2 separate regions of the Homo sapiens genome follow, and region 1 is linked to region 2. Evidence: chromatin loops called from intact Hi-C (ENCODE). Cell type or tissue: Calu3. All regions are shown on one strand. Each heading gives the region's core, and the rest is flanking DNA. Links, peaks and the distances in the headings are about the cores only.

Region 1 (2,917 bases), core at 270-2,769, 79 kb after region 2:
TGGCTGATATGGCAACTTTTTTTTTTTTTTTTTTTTTCTTGAGATGGAGTCTCACTCTGTCGCCCAGGCTGGAGTGCAGTTGCACGATCTCAGCTCACTGCAACCTCCACCTCCCGGGTTCAAGCGATTCTTCTGCCTCAGCCTCCGCAGTAACCAGCCACCACGCCCAGCCTGATATGACAACTTTTAAGAACTCTCCAGTGTTCACTTGGACTGCCAAGCCCCATTTGAAATCTCTGTTAGACAATTCAACGTGAAATTTAAGAGTAATTCTAGATTTTCATACTTTGAAAAATACTCCAGTAAAGCCTGGTAAGCAAGTGGCCCTATTGTTTTATAATTTTATAGTGCAGAAACAGGCTTTTTGCTCATCAAAAGTATATAGTCTGGGCTGGGCACGGTGGCTCACACCTGTAATCCTGGCACTTTGGGCGCCGAGGCAGTGGATCACCTGAGGTCGGGAGTTCGAGACCAGCCTGACCAATATGGAGAAACCCCATCTGTACTAAAAGTATAAAATTAGCTGGATGTGGTGGCGCATGCCTGTAATCCCAGGTACTCGGGAGGCTGAGGCAGGATAATTGCTTGAACCCGGGAGACGGAGGTTGCAGTGAGCCGAGATCGTGCCATTGCACTCCAGCCTGGGCAACAAGAGTGAAACTCCGTCTCTAAATAAATAAATATATAGTCTGGAATATATGTTTAATTCTAATGCCACCAGTCAACACTACTTAAAGACTTATCCAGATTTCAGTCATGCAACAAATTTTGAGCACCTGCTGTGTGCTGGCTATGGCTGGTGTACACTACAGAGCAGGACTGCTGCTGTGGGTTTACATTCTACCAGTGGGTCCAGATGAGCCGGCAGAAGCAAACTGGCAAGTATAAAACAAATACAAGCATGGTTGAGGGGGTGTGGTGGGTAGTGACCTGATGTTGAGAGAGCCTTTCAAAAAGCATGCAGCAAGCTTGTGAGGGGAGAGGAGATGGATGAGAGAAGCTTTTCTCCAGGGTGAAGTGTGGTATCTGAGCAGAGGCCTGAAGTCTGAGCAGTTGTATGATAACTGATGGAAGATGGTTTTGGCAGTTTCTATCTTTATATAACTTTTTTCTTTCTGCTAATTTTAGGGAATTTAAGAAGCTTTCAGACCATGTTTGTTGATGTTTTTCATAAGCACCATTCTTTAAATACAAATCTTTATTTTCTCTGGAAAAGCTGCATCTAATCTTAATATTAAGAGTAATTTTTAAGGCCAGGTGCAGTGGCTCATGCCTGTAATCCCGGCACTTGGGGGGCCAGAGCAAGAGGATCACTTGAGCCTGGAAGGTTGAGGCTGCAGTAAGCCATGATCATGCCACTGCACTCCAGCCTGGGCACCAGGCTTCTTCAAAAAAGAAGAATTTTTAAATTGTTGTTAGTATTGCTTTTGCTTTTTACTGATCTCTGAATGTCCCCACCCAGAGGACAAACAGAAACAGAATAAAGGAGTTAAAACAAATATAAACTATGTTCAAAGGTGACAGTGGAGAGCGTCCAAAGCCAAAAAAAAAAATTGTTAGCAACATTGATTTCATCTGATGGCATTGACTAACTGCAATAGCATTCATAAAACAAAGCTTGCCATTATATGGTATGAGCTATTTATCGCAGAAATACTCTCCTAGAAGACTTAGAGTCAGCTATTCATTCATAAGTGTGGGACTCTGCTGAAAAAAATTCACGTTGAAACCAGAAGCTTCTAGGATTTCCTTCCTAGCCAAAAATAAAGCTTCCTGCTGGGCAGTCTGCCCAAGTTTTTGGTTAACTTATGGTGAAATCACTAATGATTGGCATTTTCTGGCCAATGAAGTGGGGATCCCATCTTTCACCGGGAGTATTTCCTGAGTTCTAACTCTGTATGTGTGTCTAGAGAGAAAAAAAATTACTTACGAAAAAAACATTTTTGTTGCTCAGTTGCTGTTTTATTAAATATGCATCTGTTTCATATCTTTCCTCGAAGACTATTATTACTATGCTTTTATTGCTTCTTGTTGTATAATATTTTTATCAGAACGAGACTTAGTTACATATTTTGGGGTCCAAAAGTGAACTTTATAACTGTAAAATTAAGGTACATTTAGCAGTTCCGTGCTACTTTATCTGTATCTAATGACTATCCAGTCTGTTACAACTGGAACCAAAACAAAATTTCTTTCCCACAACTACCTACGTGCTGACAAGTGAGTTCTGTTGCAAAGTTTGTACTTTGATAGAAGAACCCTAAGTGCTCTGGTGGTGTGGATGCCCCATGCTGTGCAATGATTTCTTTCTCCCATTATTATCTTATCTGTTCAAATTATTAGGGAACGTGCTTTCTTACAGTATAGCACATGACTGACATCCTTTGCCCTATATAGACATGAGCATAAACACAAATGCAGGCCCAGAAAATGCATGGCAAAATAAGTACAATGAACCAACATTTTCTTAATGAAATGAAAACAACACTAACATTTTTTCATAGGTAAATTAAATCAGAGATCCTCAGGAGGAGATACCCATGGTCCTCTGGAAAACACTGATGGGGGAGGGTTCTGAGTATTTCCAATCCTGTTTCTTTTCTTTTCTTTTCTTTCCTTTTCTTTTTTTTTTTTGAGACGGAGTCTCGCTGTGTTGCCAGGCTGGAGTGCAGTGGCGCGATCTTGGCTCACTGCAACCTCCGCCTCCCGGGTGCAGGCGATTCTCCTGAGTAGCTGGGATTACAGGTGCACGCCATGTTGGCGAGGATGGTCTGGATCTCTTGACCTCATCATGATCTGCCCGCCTCACCCTCCCAAAGTGCTGGGATTACAAGCGTGAGCCATTGCATCTGGCCTGCAGTCCTGTTTCTAACAGCATTCGCACAGACAGGATGGCTCCTTTTTTGGAATACTATAA
Region 2 (2,917 bases), core at 298-2,797:
GCTGCAGTGAGCCATGTTGGCACCACTGCACTCCAACCTGGGTGACAGAGTGAGATCCTGTCTCAAAAAACAACAAAATCCCAGCTCAGCCACTTCCTAACTAAGCAATAAGGGATAAGTGATGTCACCTCTCTGAACCTCAGTCGCCTCATCTGTGAAATGGAGCTAATGATAATAGAATGGTGAGAGTCCTGGGGGACAGATCAGCCAAGAGTGCCCAGCATATTGCTGGCACTTATTGTGCAGGGAGGACACGTTGCTGTTTTTTGAGGTTTTTGTTTGTTTGTTTTTTGGTTTTTGTTGTTGTTGTTTGTTTTTGTTTTTGTTTTGAGACAGTTTCCCTCTGTCACCCAGGCTGAAGTGCAATGGCGTGATCTCGGCTCACTGCAACCTCTGCCTCCTGGGCTCAAGCGATTCTCATGCCTCAGCCTCCCAAGTACCTGGGATTACAGGTACCTGCCACCACACCCGGCTAATTTTTGTATTTTTACTGATCTGCCCGTCTCCCAAAGACCTGGGATTACAAACAGCCACTGCACCCAGCCACGTTGCTGTTTTTATCCCCGCCCAGCCTTGACCCCTGTCTGCCCTCCACTTCCCACCTGCCAGCCTGCTCCTCGACCTTGCCAAAACCCTCCCGCCTTCCACAGGATCAAAGTCAGAGAAATTAAAAGCCCAGCAGGATCCCTTAAGACTCAGCCAGCTTAGCAACCCAGGCAATTAAGAAATCTCTGTGATTTGAATTCTGAGCAAATCGGATCTTGAAAAAAAATGTCCCCAACTCAAAACCCCTCTGAGGAACTAAATCTGATGCCCCGCAAAGCTCTTTTTTTCAAGTCCTTTGAATCTTGAAAGGTAAGAGTTGTAAATATGTGTATCTTACACAGGGCTGCCCAATCCTCTCAAAGGTTTCAAGGTCAACGGAGATGTTAAAAATACAGGTTCCCCAGACAAACGCAAACTGAGGGGCATTCTACAAAACAAGTGGTCTAAACACTTGTAAAATATCCAAGTCTGCGGAGGCCAATGTGGGAGGATAGCCTGAACCCAGGCTGCCCTGGGCACCATGGCAAGACCCCATTTCTAAAGAAAAAGAAGAAGAAGGAGAAGGAGAAGGGGAAGGGGAAGGGGAGAAAGAGGAAGAGGAGGAGGAGGAGGAAGAGATAGAAGAAATAGAATGTCAAGGTCATGAATGATGGGGGTGGGGGGGTGCTGAAGAACTCTCAGATTAAAAGAGATAGGCTGGGCACGGCGGCTCATACCTGTAATCCCAGCACTTTGGGAAGCTGAGGCGGGTGGAACACTTGAGGCCAGGAGTTCGAGCCCAGCCTGGCCAACATGGTGAAAACCCATCTCTAATAAAAATGCAAAACAATTAGCCGAGTGTAGTGGCACACACCTGTAGTCCCAGCTGCTCAGGAGGCTAAGGCATGAGAATCACTTGAACCCAGGAGGCAGAGGTTGCAGTGAGCCGAGATCACACCATTGCACTTCAGCCTGGGCGACAGAGTGAGACTCTGTCTCAAAAAAAATAAAAGAGAACGAATTTTTTGTTCTAATATAACTAAAGCAATGTGTGATCATTAAAAAATAAAGGGGTGGTGACAATTAGGGAAACTTACCATGTACTGTGGATTAGATATTCACATTGATGCTAAGTATCCTAAATTTCATAATTCAGTGCTGAGTTATGTAAGAGAATTTCCTTGATCTCAGGAGGTAAGCTCAGGTAAAGAGGCATTACGTTTGTAACTTCTCAAATGATTCAGAAAAAAAAATACGCATATTTATATCTGGAAAGTGAGAAGTGATAGAGCAAATGTGATGAGCTATACATCACTCTTTGGAACTATTCTTGTGACTTTTCTTTAAGGATGAAATTATGTCAGTGAAAAGTTTTGGTTTTTGTAAAATACAGATCCCCGGGTCACTCACTGGACTTTTGGAGCAGCCCAGGAATCTGCATTTTTAGCACGCTCCCTAGGGCAGTTGGGCACACAAGAAGCCTGACACGGGAGCTCTGCAGACACGCAAGCCTACATTCCCAGAGGGCAGAAGCACAGCCCATAAGGTTCTTACTCTCCTGTCCCTCCCTGCTGTTCCAGGCAACAAGCAAAGAGCCACACATGGAGGGCTTTGCAAACCAACAGCGTGAGAGGTTCATCCAGATTTTTGCCAAGGGCAGAGCTAGCTCTGAGCCTCTAACCAACTCATCATTACATGACTTAAAATACAATTTGCTGAAGACAATCTTCTGGGAAGGGAGACAGAGAAAGAAAGAAACCAAGGGTCAAGGAGGAGGCAGCCAAGACAGGATAGAGGAGGACCCTGGAAACCAGAAGGCTCCTGTGAGTGTATGCATCAGGGGTAGCAGTGACATTGCTTGGCTTTAGCCCTCCTTAGTCATTTTCATCTGGGGACATCAGCAGCAGCTGCCATTTCTTAATGCATGGGAGGCACCAACAGCTCTGCCTGGCATTGGTGTTCAAATATGCCAGGGGGCTGCCTCATGAATGCAGGGCTGCTTCTCACAAACAGAGCCTTGGAAAAAGTGACTATACCCCACAAGGCAATTAGGAGAAAAACAACTCAGGTAGAAGCACAGCCCAGCCCAGCCAGGGGCTTGCAAACCACTCTGACCAGGACCCACAATAAGGAAGACATTTGCATCACAATCTAGTGACACACACACACACACACACACACAAACACACACACACACAAACACACACACACACTGTGATGGGCATGAAATGCTCCATTTCCTTTGGTTTTTTTTGTTTTTTTTGTTTTTTTGAGACAGAGTCTTGCTCTGTCACCCAGGCTGGAATGCAGTACATGACCTCAGCTCACTGCAACCTCCGCCTCCCAAGTTCAAGCAATCCTCCTGCCTCAGCCTCCTGAGTAGCTGGGATTA

The links. A loop is a pair of places that touch in the nucleus more often than their neighbours do. Peaks named below come from ENCODE experiments on the same cell type or tissue, not always from the same donor. Only the 100,000 strongest peaks of a DNase experiment are listed, where the experiment ranks them.
Region 1: a loop joins it to region 2, with 2.2 times the contacts of the local background. A loop is called at or near these places in 33 of 110 quality-filtered maps.

What each region holds. Positions count from the first base shown.
Region 1 is chr12:110,732,113-110,735,029 of GRCh38, reverse strand. The region is part of intron 1 of PPP1CC (protein phosphatase 1 catalytic subunit gamma); the gene reads left to right. Among named protein-coding and RNA genes, the nearest start is that of PPP1CC, 9.3 kb to the left of the region's middle. In Calu3, for the core only: no CTCF peak of the experiment used is centred there; a DNase peak (open chromatin) is centred at 1,779.
Region 2 is chr12:110,811,207-110,814,123 of GRCh38, reverse strand. No RefSeq gene overlaps it. Among named protein-coding and RNA genes, the nearest start is that of CCDC63, 34 kb to the left of the region's middle. RefSeq lists an enhancer at 10-509. In Calu3, for the core only: no CTCF peak of the experiment used is centred there; no DNase peak of the experiment used is centred there.